2 separate regions of the Homo sapiens genome follow, and region 1 is linked to region 2. The links are chromatin loops, found by intact Hi-C in ENCODE. Cell type or tissue: gastrocnemius medialis. All regions are shown on one strand.

Region 1 (8,000 bases), 290 kb before region 2:
TTTGCATCCATTTTCTTGTTGGAGTCTTACAGCCTTCTCTGGGGTTAGGAGGGTAAGTGTTATTCTACTTTAAGAGAGCAGTAAATAGAGTGACCTCAAAGAGGTTGAGACTTGCCCAAGGTTATATTGCTAGGAAGTGGTGGAACCAACACACAAACCTAGGTCTTCCAATTCCAAGGATAGTGTTTTTTCCAAGGAGTTTTTTCTTATATCCATGCCCTTTACCCCTGCGTTTTCCTTACCCTTTCCAAATGCTCCTCTGCACACCTTCTCTGACACCTAATATTCTTTTCAGCTGCATGTTTTTAGGCTCCTGTAGGTGAACCCCAGGCTGAGAGGACCCCCTATGGGTCCTTCCCAGCAGGGCCCTATACTCACCTCGCCAGGGCCCAGAGCTCCTTGGTGCTTTGCTGCTGGTACAGCTAGGAGAGTAGCTGCTGGGTTGGCTCAGGGCCCTGCTGAAATGTTCATCCACCACGGAGCTGATGTCCCCCTGGAAATAAGTGAAGAGGACGCAGCGGGAGTTGATGTACTCTGCCTCTGGTGGGCGCTCTTTCTCTGGGCTGCCTTCTTCCTCTTTTATACTGGCTGGGGTTTGGCTGGAAAATGAGGAGCTGCCGCTGCCACTGCTGCTGGGGCTGGCATTGCACTCCTGCGCTTCCTGCATTTTGGAATAATAGGCTAGTTTCTGTTCAGAGAGAGAAAGAACAGAGATATCAATTTCAAAAGCGATGGCAAATTCGGTTCAGACTGATTCCCTCATCCTAATCTCTAAGGTATTTATGGGGAAACTGGCATATGGGCTTAAGCCTTGTGCTGTTAGCATAAAACTAGCAATAGCGGGGCAACATAGTTAGCAGGCCTCCCAACCTGCACCCAAGCAAGGACGGGCTTCCTTAAAGGAAGATTGCTGTCCTTGGTCCCTCTGACTCCTAGAAAATTTCTCCTAAAATGTCTGGGTGAAGGTTTCAGGAGACACCTAAGCAGCTAGGTTTAGAGCTGAGTTTGACCTCATAGCTGGGCTCAGGGCAGATATATTTTTAAAATCAGACTCCAAGGGTAAAGGGCACCCAAGTCCAGATAGAGCCTGACTGTTCCTTGCCTGAGAATCCAGGGCAGAAGCACAGGATACAGGATAAACATCCTCCTGATGAAATAGGAGCGGGGGGCAACCCCCTACCCCTACAAAATCCACTCCCTGAAACTAGGAATGTGTGAAGGAAAGCAACAGGAATGTAAAGGAAGAAATGCCACAAAAAGTTTGAAATAATTACATTTAGTAATGAATTGTGTGGGGTAAAAATCTGGGGTAACATGACTGGGGAAACACGGATCATTTTAATAAATGCAAGTTGATTTTTTTTTTATTATCCCTATATCAGTTTTTAAACAGATCTTCTCTTTAATAACGAAAGACCAGTGGATTACGAGTATTTCCACCCCCATCATCTCCACACACATTGAGGAAATGATAAAAAGGAGCAGACAGAAGAAAGTTAAGATCCTGGCTGTGAGGTGGGGTAAATCGGCATGTCTCATAGTGATTTTAAAAAGCAGGCGCAGCTTCTGTGAACATTTTCTTAGAAATGAGCAATGGACTGAATGAAGTGTTAAAGCATTCTGCAGGCAGAGATGGCCTTGAAGAGGCGGCCCGAGTCATACAAAAATGAACAGAGATCTTCATGCAATAGATTGGTTCGGGGTCTGGGAGAAGAAAGGGCCAGTCAGAAAACCAATCCACCTCTCTCCTCTTTGCTTGCCATAGTCCCACCCTGGGAAGAAGTACATTTCAGAAGCTGGAGCCAAAAGGTTTGAAATAATTGGGGACAAAACGATGTAAGATTTAGCAATATCACCACTTCCTAAATGCCACCTTCCCTACAAGAGGAACTCTGGTGATTCTTAAAATTAACACTGAGGCAAAACAAACTGCAAGTTGTGAAGTTTAAAAGAGAAGAGGAGGTAAGAAAACAAAAAGTGAACCCTATCCGGTCCATCATTAATTTATCGGGAAATTTTCGAATAGACATTTTAAATTTGCAGGCAAAATTAGCAAAAGCATCCACTGGGGCATTGGGGTGTATTTCAATTTCCCCAAAGCAGGTGACCAAGCTCTCACTTTCCAACCTGGAGGGGACCCCTACAGCCTCCCAGGTGTATGATTTCATTCTTTTCCTGCACTACTGTCCTCAGTTTCTGCTACCTCAGCTGAGGAAATGGAAGGAAAATGGTTCAAACAGACGCAGCCTGAAGACAAGAGAAACTGGCAGAATTAAATGGAACTTGAAGAGTTTGCAGAACCCGGGTTGAGTGGTCTTCTTAAAGTGTTTGTTGGAAGCAGGGCTTCCCCATTCACCTACTCAGGCTGGAGAAAGGCAAAGTATTGTCTATCAGGCTCGCCTCTGCCGGGTCATTCGCACTCCGGATAATGCTCCCAGAACTTCGCAAAGGAAAAAATTATAAAACTGCGCGGTGCTCTTTGAAATGAATTCTCTGGATCTGGAATTAATTGCCCTGGTCGCCAGAGAATTGAAACGGAAGAAATTATTCCTGAGATAAACTTGCAGGGATGAGAACACCGGCCCTTGCATCTCAGAAAGAGGCTGGCTGGCCTTCGCTTTTGGTTTTGTTGTTACTCTCACCATTGGGACCAAAGTTTGGTTTTTCCTGCGTCAGCTTTGCCTGCATTTCCTGGTACCTGCACCTGGCTTGGAAGAATCTGGAGTCCGACAGACCCTAAGAAGAAAATCCAGCCCGTGCCATCTTCCTCTGATTATTCCAGGGAAGACCTAGGCTCACATTAGCAGGGCTTAGCTGCTTCCCGAGAGCAAACAGGCGAGCTAAAGGGGTTAGCTAATTGCACTACCAACTGGGGGCGGCTCCGGCAATCCCCGCATCCCGGCTGCGCCGGTCGTGGTCGGACGCCCGAGACGCGCGGAGGCACAGCAGACCTTGGCGTACAGGCCATGCCGCCGCAAACGGGGGGCGCGCACTCCTTCCCAAAGTCCCCAGAGGAGACACGTACCTGGTGGTAGGGGGTGTAGGCGGCTGCGAAGTAGGGCTGCGGAGGACCATAGACTTGGTACATAACATCCAGACAGCTCATGACTCTCCGCAGCGGAGACGGTTAAGTGTTTTTTCATTAACTCTCCTTCCCCGGAGCTCAGGGGTGCTGCATGGGCGGCGCTTGGACCCGCGCTCTGGAGTCATCAGGCGGAGCAAAGCCAGCGCGCTCCGCGGCTCGGAATCCAGCTGGCTCGCTACCCTCCCACTCCTGCGATTTTACTCCCGACCGCGCTCCAGGGCAGAAGCGCCTGAGCTCCCGCTAGTGGGCATTTAAAGCCCATGCCCGGCGGGCGTGCTGACGCCACTCGGGGGCTGCGGAGCGGGAGGGGGCGGTGGGGGGCGGGGACCGGGGGGCCAATGGGGAGCGAGGGACGCTTGTTGGAGGGGCAGCGAGTGTGTTTCCCGGGGCCCACCTCTGACAAGCATGCGGCCAAGGGTGCCGGAGACTATGCGGTTCCCAGCGGATCCGAGGCTTCGCACCGCGAGTAGGAATCTCCCAGGACAAAATAGGAGAGAGAGAGAAAGAGAGAGAGAGAAGGAGGCGGGGACGAAGGGATCCGGGCTCATACACGCAGAGAAAGAAAGTTGGAGAAAGGTCTCTTAGGAAAGCCCTTGTCTCATACTGTAGTTGAGTGGGTGCTTCCAGAAGTGCCGAGGTGGGGCAAATTCTCTGCTTTCGGTTCCTGATGATGTATGGGGAGGACGGTGCTGTCCCTTGGAATCCCCTAGGGAGTCCGGGTCGTGGCAGACAGGATGTGGGAGTCCGGGTACCCCTCCAGGGCGCAGAAGAGCTACCTCTGCGGGGAAATGGCAGTGGCTGAAACCTGTAACCGCTGTCCTCTAATCCACTTCCTTTCGCTCCCTCTAACCTGGTCCTCCCGCCGCCTGTCCCACACCCCAATTCTGCTCTCTTGGGCCGTGCCCTTCTGCCCCTCTAAAGTTCGATCCTGCTCCTTTCTCTTTGATGTTCTCCACCGGAACCCGTTAGCTTCGCATAGATCGCGCCCGCTTCCGGCTGCTCCCGGTGTGAGCTGCTTTCGAGGAGTCCAGGAGGCTTTACCCGGCCTCGGATGTCTGGCTTTTCATGCTGGGGTCTCCTTGGCCGGGGTCCTTTAAAGTTTTGGCAACTTTGGGGACAAGGACTCGTTGGCGCTAAGAAGAAGCATACTAGGACCCGTACACAGAGAGGTCTTTTGCTGCCTATTCAGCCGGTAATACCAGCTGCGATGGTATGTTTCATTTTGGAGAGCTGGAAGTATATGCACTCCAACTATAAAACCTTCACCCCTTTCTCTCTCCGGCCCTCCCTGAGAGGTCTGCTGGCTTCGCCCTCCTTCCTGCGACCCTACCCATCCTTCTCAAGCCTACCCCCCACCAAGCCCTCTGGAAAGGGGGTGTAACAGTGGAGTCTTCAGTTCTATAAGTTTAGGAATGCATTGAGACAAGGCTATCTCCATGGCTGGGTCAGGTGGCGGAAGGGGCATTACGGGAATAGAGGCGGGCCAGACTTGGGGGGACCAAGGGAACAGGTTGGGAGCATTAAGAGTCTAGACTCAAGAAAGAGGCAGCATGGATTTCAAACCCTAGTTATTCCCCAGCTTAAATACAACAGAAAGTCTTTATAGAGTCTCAGGCTATAAGACTGTGAATAAATGAACCCTTGAAGATCTATTTGTGTTTTAAAAGTGAGTATTTTAAGCCAAATTGTTTTAGGGTTGCAGTTTTGGTGTTGCCCAATTTATAGATGGGAAATGGCTCCGTGTCTCCAAATGCTTGTAACTGGTGAGCCATCTTGAGCGATTCGACAATTTCCTTAATTAACAACAATGTAATCTATGTAAAGTTTTCTAATCAATGAAAAGTTAAAATAAAGACACTCTTCTAGTACATTTCCATGCAAGCCTCTTTTTAGGGGCCAAGCTGCCTGTTGGATGAAATCTGCCAGCTTCTGGAGCTTCTGATTATCCAGGCGCAAGGGTGAAGCAGAACATCCATCCCACCTCCACCCCAATGTGCCCTCCCTAGGCGTTTCTGAAGATAGGTACAACCACCTATCATCATTTTCTTTGGGGCAAGAGAGGAAACCCTCATCCAAAGAGCCACAGTACGCTCTTCTGTGTGCGGGAGATGGGGAGTTCAGGTCCCAGTCTCGCTGGCCGCTGCTGCGCACCCTTTCTGCTGGGTCGGCTTCACCCAGGCCCGCAGGAGTACAGGTGTCAACGCAACCATCGCACCAGGGACTCCACGGGGCGGGCGGGTGTGGCCCCGGAGGGTCCGGTCCCCCACTTTCGCGCAAGTCCCGCAGTCCCTCCTTGGACACGGAGGTTCCGTTTTGGACATCTCTGGGCGTGAACATCGGTGGCTGAAGCCGGCTCCTTTTCGAGCAGCCTGGGCTTGGCAGTGTTGTGCAGGGGGAATGGGGGTTGGTGGGTGGGAAGCGGCGGAAGGCAAGCTCCACTAGCATGTCCAACCAATGCATGGAAACCCTGCTTTTGTCCTTGCTCACCTTCCAGTAGCTACCTCCTATTCCCAGTACCCGGTCACTTTGACATTTTTAAATTTTACGATGGCTATAGTACTAGAAGACCTTTTTATTTATTTATTTATTTGCAATTTCCAGAGAAAATCATGACAACCTCTCCAAGTCCAACAAGGCCCAACAGAAAGTTATTTTCGGAAAGGATTACAGGAAGAACGATTTTGCGTATCTCAGACGAAGAAATTGAAGAGAACATTATTCTAGTTGCCTAAGGCTGCTTTACATTCACATTACTCAATCTCCTCTTACTTGAAACAATTTTAAAAATCTCACTGAAGCTAAGCGAGGGTATGGACTGCACAGGAGTTCGAAGGAACACAAGGAATTGGGTCAGTGAGCATCAATCTAGAATTTAGGAAGGAAACCATTTTATTCCCCCTAAATCCACAGTGAAGGAAGAAAAACAAACATCCCAGAGTTTTAAAACACGTCCCAAAGATTGGAGAATGTTTCGTCTTTTCTCTATGTCTGAAAAGTTGTCATTTACAGGAGGGTGGTACTTCTCAATCGCATGAGATTGCCTCTTGTTTCTACGCTGAAGCGGAAAGTAAAACACAGCTAAATTTGATCCCCTTTACTCTCCCAGCCATTCAAACCACCAGCACATTATCAAGGTTGAAGAAGTTAGATTTAGATTCAGAGTCTTGGGAATGGGCTACAGGTTGAGAAAATTATCTTTCCTTCCCTCTGGAGTCCTCTTCCTCAAGAAGAGACTGAAAAACAAACAGATGTCCCTGAATTTGGGCCCGAAGCCCCCAGTGAGATAAACTGTTCCCAGTTGCGTGGAATTGGCTTTTAACTCCTTAACTGGGCAGAGGGAGTATCAAAACTTCTCTTTGAAAAGAATTTCACTTTATGATCGATTAATGGCCATTTATTGAACTGCTAGGAAAGAGCTATATGAAAGTAAATTGCACCAAAATTTCTTTTTTAATATCCTAGTTCTATTCTGCAATTCTAACAGCATCTATACTGTGAAAATAAAGACACCTTTAGTCTTGAAGTTAATAAGTGAAATTAAATTACTTTAGCACAAGTAAATGTTTCAAGATAGCAACTCAATGAAATACCTGTTTTCTCTTCAGAAAGGTTTACCTCTCACTTTCGTAAACTAGCTGATTTCATTATCTCTGAATCTATCTGTCACTTGTGTCGTCTTATTCTGAAAACCGCAAAGACACTGCTTAGCAAGGATACTTGAATAGAACTGATTTGGAGAACTGACTTGCAGCCAGCCAGGCCCTTCGTTGCCAGTGGTTTATTTAAATCATGAGTTGGCATTTCATGTTGCCAACCGAGGGGGATAAACACAATGGTAACCTCACAGATTTTCCCCCACAAACTCATTTTTTTCATGTTTTACTGACAGGAGTTGTGTTTGGATTTGGGAGAGTAGCTGAGAAGATTTTGTGGATTCAAGCTGTTAACAATATTAGTTAAAAACATTTCTGTAAAAGCCAGGGTTTTCAGGCATGATCTGTTAGTTAGGAATAATACTGTAGTAATGGACTGAATGGTGATTTAATTTTAAAGAAAAAAAGGGGGAAATAGAGAAATCCATGCATCCTGAAACCTCACTAAAAAGCTAAGTGGGGAGGAATTACAGTTTGACTTAGTGAAAAAAATAAGTAAAAGATGGTTCAGTTATTTTCATACAAACTTTGAGTAGCTCTTAACAGTGCTTCCAGGTAAAAATCTTCTATAGTCAGTTCAAATGAATAGATAAAGTTACTTTTATTGACATATAGAGGATTATTAAAAGAATGTTGAACTTTTCCTTCTTTACATATTTAAAACCCTATTTTTATGTTATGTACATGTCAACTTTAGCTTTGGTGAAATAATTGCAATCTTTTGAATTTAGTTTATCTTGTATTCATGTTAACATTTGTGCCCATTTCTAAGACTGGGGAATATAACTAAAACCGTATTCATCTTTTTAGAAATGAGTTCTTTTTAATGAGTCTCTATGAAATGGTTATATAAAGATAAGATTATACAAATTCAATTCATGTGACCCAATCCTTTAACAATGGTAACATACAAATAGCAAAAAAGGGACACTTAAAATAGATGTGTGTCAAATGTTTTGCCTTGTCATATTTTCACAAGAGAAAAAATTAGAAGGAAATTTACATTGTATAAGATATACTTGGACATGCATAGCTAAGTCTGAGAGCACATATCAATTATTTCTTAATAGGAAGAAATTGCCTGTCATCTCTGCTTTGCCTGGAAAAGTAGCTCTAATTGCTTATAATTTCTGATGCTATCATTTGCTTTTCTTTAAAGACACACAGTTTGGAGAAAGCCTCACAACTAACATATTTGTGAAACTACTTTTGTAAGATATAGGGAGATAGAGGAATTTACAGATTCAGAAAGTGGAAGTAGA
Region 2 (8,000 bases):
AAAAATTACTGAAAATCGCTAAACCAAAACTAAATATAGCCTCAATGTAACTTCCTTGTAGGCAGATTCAAAAAAGGATCCCAGCTACTTCAATACTACGACTTGAAGGTATTCATGAGCCAGACAAATTAAGAGTGGAAAAAGACAGTAGTCTTATCGATTGTTGTTAAAATGTCTTTCTTTTCTATTAATTTTACAAGAACAGAAGACACATGTACTCATTAGCAAGTCACTACCACGATCCTAACGAGTGACTGTGCAAGCAAGGGTCCCTGAAGTTTAAGTTTTTGAAGCTGTGGCAAATTTACCTCTGGTCCTAACCCAAGGACTTTTGGAATAATAACTGCCATTCACACAAAAAAAGCCATTCCATTGCAATTCTTAGTGTTCTTTTCTTCAAACCATCACACAAAACTCTTTTCTCTTACTCCCTCACTTGTTCAACCATATTGATGGAGCACCTACTATATACAGTCATGAGCTGATTAGCAATGGGGATATGCATTTCTCAGAAGAAATGCATCATTAGGCAATTTCATCATTTTGCAAACATCATAGAATGCACTAATGCAAACCTAGATACTATAGCCTACTACACACCGAGGCTACATAGCATGTTGCTCCTAGGCTACAAATCTGTACAGCATGTTACTGTACCAAATACTGTAGACAAGTGTAACACAATGGGAAGTATTTGTGTACCTAAACATAACTAAACATAGAAAAGGTACGGTAAAATTATCTTACCTTAAAAGATGAAAAAGGAACACCTGTATAGGCCACTTTCCATGAATGAAGCTTGCAGGACTGGAAGTTGCTTTGAATGAGTCAGTGAGTGAGAGGTGAGTGAATGTGAAAGACATTATTGTACATCATTGTAGACTTTATAAACATTGTCTGCTTAGGCTACACTAGATTTAAAAAATAATAATAAATATGCCTTAGCTTACTGTGACTTTTACTTTATAAACTTTTCAATTTACCTTTTTGACTTTTTTGTAATAACATTTAGCTTAAAACACACATTTCCTTTCTTTATAACTTTATAAGTTTTTTATTAATTTTTTTTAACTTTCTAAACTTTTTTTGTTAAAACTAAGGCACACACACATACATTAGCCTAGGCCTACACAGGGTCAGGATAATCAATATTATTGTCTTCCACCTCCACATCCTGTCCCTCTGGAAGATCTTCAAGGACAAAAACATGCCTAGAGCTGTCATCTCCTGAGACAATTATGCCTTCTGGAATATCTCCTGAAGGACCTGCCTGAGGCTGTTTTACAATTAACTTTTTTTTTTAATAAATAGGGGTACACTGTAAAATAACTATTAAAAAGTCAGCACAGGAAGTTTATTTACACCAGCATCACCATAAACGTGTGAGTGATGCATTGTACTATGATATTACAATGGCTACAACATCACTAAGCAATAGCAATTTTTCAGCTTTTTTATCATGTTATGTGGTCCATAGTCCTTTGTTTATGTGGTCCATAGTTCACCAAAACATCACTATGCAGTATATGACTGTGCTAGGTTCTGTGTTCAACCCTGGAAACGTAATGATGTACAAGAAAGATATACATGGTGCTTCTCTCTCAGAGCTCACTGTCAGAGGCAGTTAACTACCCATTTGTAGGCTAGAACACCTCAGGTTTGCAATCAGCCGTAAGCCTTCCTAGGCTCTGTCCCACTGTGATGTAATTTTTTAGGCTACATTCAGCCTAAGCCTTAATTCGTGTCTTAATCCATTCAAACTGCTATAACAAAATGCCGTAAACTGGGTGGATTAGAAACAACAAACACTCCTCACAGTTCTGGATACTGGTAAGTCCAAGATAAAGGCACTGGCAGACTCCGTGTCTGGTGAGGACCCATTTCCTGATTCATAAATGGCAGTCTTTTCACTGTAACTTCACATGGCAGAAGGGACATGTGAAGTTATGGTAAAAAGTTACAGTGACCTCTCTGGGGGCTCTTTTACAAGGGAATTAATTTCATTCATGAGGGCTCTCTCTTTGTGACCTAATTACCTGATTAGGCCCCACTTCTTAATACCGTTACACTGGGGATTGGGCTTTAACATATTAGTTTGGGGGGAACACAAACAGATCATAAGTAGTCTCGATTACCACACCCTAGCCCAGTACACAGAACCAGTCATAGCTTCCTGTTGCATGGGGCTCTGAGATCAGATTGCTCATCCTCAGTTACAAGGCGCCTATTACACTCTCCTGAACTGGTCAGTGAGCTCATTTCACTGCTTGCTATCCCATTACCACTGTTCAGCTCATGAGAACTTCCCTCTGCTGTTTGCCCTTTCCACCCAGTTACTCCTCTTCTAGATCTTCCCTGCCTAGCCTGGCACTCTGCATGAGGACTGCTCTTCACACAATATGCAACCACTTCACTTACAGCTACCCATCACCTGAACAAAATCCCCCTGGATGAAGTGAGATAATGTATCTTCATCACCTACCACATCTGTTTGTTAAAAAGATGATAGATTCTACTTTCTATATAAGATAAATAATAATCATCTAGTCCTGAGCATGAACACAATACTATAAATTTGGTAATCCTTTACCAAAAAAATACATGGTTTTAGATTATTCTTTTAATGTGTTAGTCTCAGTTAAGAAATTATTACTTTAACTGGAATTTTGGAGGAACAAGACTTAGAAATGATAAAATTTGGTGGTAATCACACACAATAACAATTTTTATTGTTTGAGTCAGTGCTAGAGTTCATTCAGGTGGTATTTGGCTGGCTTTGTTAGTCTTGCTTCCCAAATTAGCTTTGCTTTCCGATCCAGATGTCAATATGTGAAATGGTCATCAGCCAAGTGCAGAAGGATACACAAGCTGGCTGCAAAACATGATGACCTATCCAGTGGAAAGATGAAACCTGACAGAGACCTGGGGACAGGCTCAGACTCTGCCTGGGAATGCTTAGGAATCTGGGGAAAAGCACATCGGAAACTTGAAAAGGGAAATGGCAAACTTCAAAAATGTACAAGCTGAAAGCTACAAAAAGCTCAACCCAACCGTCTTTGGAAAGGCAATCCCAGTCCTTGGGAATGTCATAGAGCAAATCTATTACCACATACATGAACTCTCAGTGCTAATATGGCTTGCCAATGAAAATTTGGCTCTCATGGACTGAAGCATAATCAATGATACACAAATCAACTATTCCGAGTGTATAAACGAGCTCTGTGAATTGATGAGACATGTGTAGCCCTGAGGATAAGAGGATAACAGGTGTATAGTCACTGTTTTCTCAGAGCTGGTCACATGAAAGGAGAAAGCAGTGATGCATACAGCTGTATTTATATCCTGCATTCAATCATGGAAAAAGCAGCATTCAATATCATTGTCTGCCCCCACTAAAAGGAGATCTGGATAGTTCTTTTGGGAATTTCACAAGTTATCTGGACACAGAATGTAGCCCTTACTTATTTCTCAGCTCTACAGAGTTTTAAAATGTATGTGTAGGGGAAGGGATATTTGGCATATCTGGGAACCTTCCTCACAATTTACTGCTAACCTAAAACTGCTTTAAGAAATAGTCTTTAATAATGATTTTTTCAAACCAACAAATATTATGCATTGCTTTTAAAATTCAATACCAATCAGTAAATGTGCTTTGAAATTTGTAAAGCCCAGGTAGTTAAGACACATACACTTTGTGAGTCTCTTAGAAATAGTGGCACCATCCCATCAGAGCAGGCACAATGTCTCCTTTAACAGATGGCTGGGAAAGAAGGCAGCCAAAAGACCATGTATGAACAACAAATGTGCTTCTAAGGGCGGCAGTCCAAGCAGCGAATGTTGAAATTGTTTTCCATCCTACGCTTGCAGGCCTGTGGCAAAGGGACTGGGGAATCAGTTGACTTGTGTGCGCTTAAGCAAAATGGCCAAATAGCTCCCATGACTATAGGAAAGGAGACCAGCAGATGTGGGGGCAGCAGAGTGTTCCAAGCATGGGATTAGGAATGCTCATTGTCCTTGCACCATTACGAGCAAGGCTCTTCTGCTATCTGTTAACACCATGTTTTATCTTGTTTTCATTCATACACGCTGAAGAATGAGCACAACACAGGCAGTTTGGCATCTTTAGAGATGAAAAGTATTTTCGCTAGAAAGATCAGGTACAAATCTATTTTACCTAAGAAGAGAAATATTATTTATAAGAGGGGAGGTGTCTTTGGTCTTTGCTGCCTTTCTCACTGTGCTTTAAACAAATTTCTACTACATAAATGTGGGTATAACTAGTTTATAATCTTATATATGTCTAGTTCAAGTCTTACAAGGATGCAGTGGAATATCTGCAGTGAAGAGAAGTCTTGCCCATCTATATAAGGACCTCTGGAGTAAAAAGCTGCAGTGTTTGTGAATTTTGAGGCTATGTTGTTGAATGATCATTTTTACATTAATGAGACTTTTTGGCATAGTGTGTGGATGGAACTTAAATTTTAATAGAAACATCATGTTATTAAAGCCCAAAGTCCATTGGTGAGGGTATGTGTGTATGTTTACGTGTGTGTATAAAGTTGGTTTCTATATCCAAATGACTATACATATATGAATATAAAAAAGTTACTATTTCTGGGTTTGCTGCATTGATTCTTTAAATAACTAGATTTTTACAGTACTCAGAACAACGAGACAGATAAGTTTCATTGTAAAATGAGGCCCTTGATAAATAGACTTCTGTTGTGGGACTTTTCAGTTCTTAGAAGAGTTCTTACTTTTTAAACGTATGTATTGACAACAAGTGAAAGTAGACGGAAGAAAGATTTGATCCATATGGTGCCATAAAATCCATGTTTAAGTAAACCTAATGCTACTTCTCAAACAGCACTCCACCAAGTTGACACCCATACTCTCTCCACCCTGAAAAGGTTTAGGGAATAATCACTTTTTCAACCTAATCTTTATTAGATCAACTACATTCTCTGCCATCTTATGATAGGAACCCCACTCATATATAATGCAGACTGGAGGTAAAGCCTTTAAAAATATATAATGTCCTTTCATAAGTTTTCAGGAAGTGAGAATCTTTGTATAAAATCAGGCTGGGTTATTGACTCAAGAATTCTCCCATCTGCCGAATCTAATCAGTACAGCAAACATCTTCAAATTATTCTCAGACACTGACACAGGCTTATGAAATACATTCCTTTCTATTATTTCCTGATCTTGTCCAACTTTGTACACTTTGAACCTCTAGGATTGGAAATCAATCATGCTGACAACTCATGTTATTTTTTAAAAAATTAATACTATTTGCCAAATCTTGAAATATTTCTCCCAATTTTCATCAAAAATGAAATGTTATTTATTATGGTAATGTTTTTGGAGTTGTTCGTCTGTAGTTTCAAATAATGTTGGCTTAAAATAATGTAGTTAAATATTTTGTATTTCAAAATAGCTATAAGAGATGAATTCAAATATTCTAACCACACAAAAATGATAAATATATGAGTATGCTGAAAACCCTGATTTGACCATTACACAATATATACATGTATCAAAACATCATACTGTACTCCATAAATATGTGCAATGATATGTATCAGTTAAAATAAATACTGAAATAAATTTTAATGTAGTTTGAAATGACCTGAATTTGTTGAAATTGCTGTTATAATCAGAACTACTTTAAAAGTTTAAATTTTTATTACTTTAAAATTAATAGAATTATAAAGTACAATTAAAGCTTAGATAATTCTGGAACCCAAGTACAGTTTTATAAAAGTAGGATATTTAATTTAAAATGCAAAAAAATGTCTATCAAACTAGTGCAATGAGACATGGATGACAGGTCAGATTTTTGAATTTTTGGGGCAGTGCTGCCCTCTAATGACAGTATTGAAGAACTTGCTTTATTTGGTCATTACTTAACAGAAAGTTTAGCCTCACATTTTCATTTCTGGTTACACATTAGAATCACCTGGGGACCTTTTAGAACAGTCTCCATTCCCATCCCCCAGAAACTCTGATGTATTCATCTACGTCCTGGGCATTAGTAGTTCTTATGCTTTCCTGGAAATTCAAATATGCATCATTTTAAGAAATGCTAGTTTAGGCAGAGAAACAAAGTATTAACAATACCAAAAAAATTGTATCCCAGTCCCCAGAGTATCTAGCACACCAGTGATCACCGGTCTCTTTCTGTTCTGCAATACCATTTTCAGGGACCTGGCTTCTGACCCCCCAAACTCCCTGATTAGCCATTGGCCAAGTTATTACATAGGCACAACTAGGTATAAACATACCGACATAAAGAAACACAGTATTATACATTCACAACTGCAGAAAAAAAAACAAAAAACTTTTCCTTCCAATTCCCCTGCATCTCAACTTCTTGCCAACTTCCAAACAAAAAAAAATAGCTTCATTCATTATTATAATTCAGAAGGCTTTAAAACTGATGACAATGCTGTTGGGAAGAAAGGGGAACAAAAATGGGAGGATGGCATTAAAAACAGGAGTGGGAGGTCTTTTTTATCTTGTGTATGTTTCCTGTCCTCCCCATTGCAATATAATTTTAATAATAAAGGAATTTTTGTCTGTTTCAGGACAATGCCTGGCACATAGTTAGCACTCACAGGCATTGTTTAATGGATGAACAAATAAATGAATGAATGCATGAATGAGTAGGTTTATGTTTGAGACTGGGTGAGAGAGAGAAAAAATAGAAATAAATATTTAAGGCTTTGGGAGAAGGAACAGGTAACTTCCCACTGAAGGAAAAAAGATACCTATCCAAATGAAAGGTTGAAAATACATATCACTGTAAAAAAGGGAAAAAAATGGAATAAGAATAATGGAAAAGCAAATTTATAATTAATTGGTAGAAACCTGTGAATTGTGTCAAAACCCAACTATTCCAAAACTGACCTTAAAGGTCATTTAAAGACACATGATTAGAAACAAAATTAATTAGTCACTTTTGGAGGGTTTTAGGGAACCACCTCATTATTTTGATAATTAGTAAATAGAAGGTAAAAATTAGTAACTTGTCTTTCCTACACAAACTATATCACTGGGTAACCAAACATAAGTATTTTTCTGTAGAATAGTCCAGTTATTAAGTACATAAGAAATTATTGAATTAGCATATCATTACTATCATTATCTTCCAACCCACAATGAATGAATTAATTGTTTAGGCATTGAGCATCAACAGCTGCTAACAGGACAAAGGAGTAATCATCAGACTCTTGATACCTCTTGATAGACGAACACACCACTACCTATAAAGTAATCTTGCTTAAAAAATTCAACCTATTTGGCAAGCCTCTAGGCTCAAATACCAATATACAGAGGACAAAAAAAAACTTATTAAAATATACAGAGGTGCAATCAGTAAAATCCAGAAGAAGGAAATTCTATGGGACAAACAATCTGGCTTCCTCAAAAATAATTGCAAAGAAAAGAGAGTTGGAGAAGAAATGTGTAGATTAAAATGTCTTAAAATACATATCAATGAGGCACAATTTGTGAACCTTACTTTGAAATTAATTCAAACAAATTATGAAAAATCAATGATTCATAGGGCATTAGAATTTGAACACTTACTGGATATTCTATATTAAGAAATGTTAATTTTAAGTCTAGTAATAATATTATAGTTATGTTCATTCTATATAGTGAACTATATATAATAGATATTATATATTAATTAATATAATATATTAATATAAAATATATATTATATATTAATATAAATATATAAATATATAATAACAGTATATATAAATATATATTAATCTGTATATAATTAATGAATAATAGTCTAGTATGTTTTAGAATACATACTAGAACATTTATTAATGAAATAATATGTGTGATATATACTTGAAAATAATGCTACAGGAGAAAGTTAGACACTGAGGATTGGACCTGTGTCAATAACTGTTGAAGCTGGGTGGATGAGTGTGTGGAGGGTGGTACTATCTTTTTCACTTTTGTATAGGTTTGAAATT

Evidence for each region. A loop is a pair of places that touch in the nucleus more often than their neighbours do. Peaks named below come from ENCODE experiments on the same cell type or tissue, not always from the same donor. Only the 100,000 strongest peaks of a DNase experiment are listed, where the experiment ranks them.
Region 1: a loop joins it to region 2, with 7 times the contacts of the local background. A loop is called at or near these places in 7 of 110 quality-filtered maps.

Annotation. Positions count from the first base shown.
Region 1 is chr6:117,260,870-117,268,869 of GRCh38, reverse strand. VGLL2 (vestigial like family member 2) reads right to left here and starts at 3,312. Exons shown (of 4, transcript NM_182645.3): 1 at 3,026-3,312; 2 at 379-688. The coding sequence starts at 3,106. It overlaps LOC105377964 (a long non-coding RNA gene), which reads left to right and starts at 3,796. Exons shown (of 2, transcript XR_942911.3): 1 at 3,796-4,295; 2 at 5,687-6,608. In gastrocnemius medialis, CTCF peaks have their summits at 522 and 3,316; DNase peaks (open chromatin) are centred at 529, 3,289 and 4,057; H3K4me3 peaks cover 4,249 bases; H3K27ac peaks cover 4,255 bases; H3K27me3 peaks cover 410 bases.
Region 2 is chr6:116,970,022-116,978,021 of GRCh38, reverse strand. No RefSeq gene overlaps it. Among named protein-coding and RNA genes, the nearest start is that of RFX6, 97 kb to the right of the region's middle. In gastrocnemius medialis, a CTCF peak has its summit at 5,862 (motif pointing left); DNase peaks (open chromatin) are centred at 2,221, 3,871 and 5,851; H3K27ac peaks cover 4,102 bases.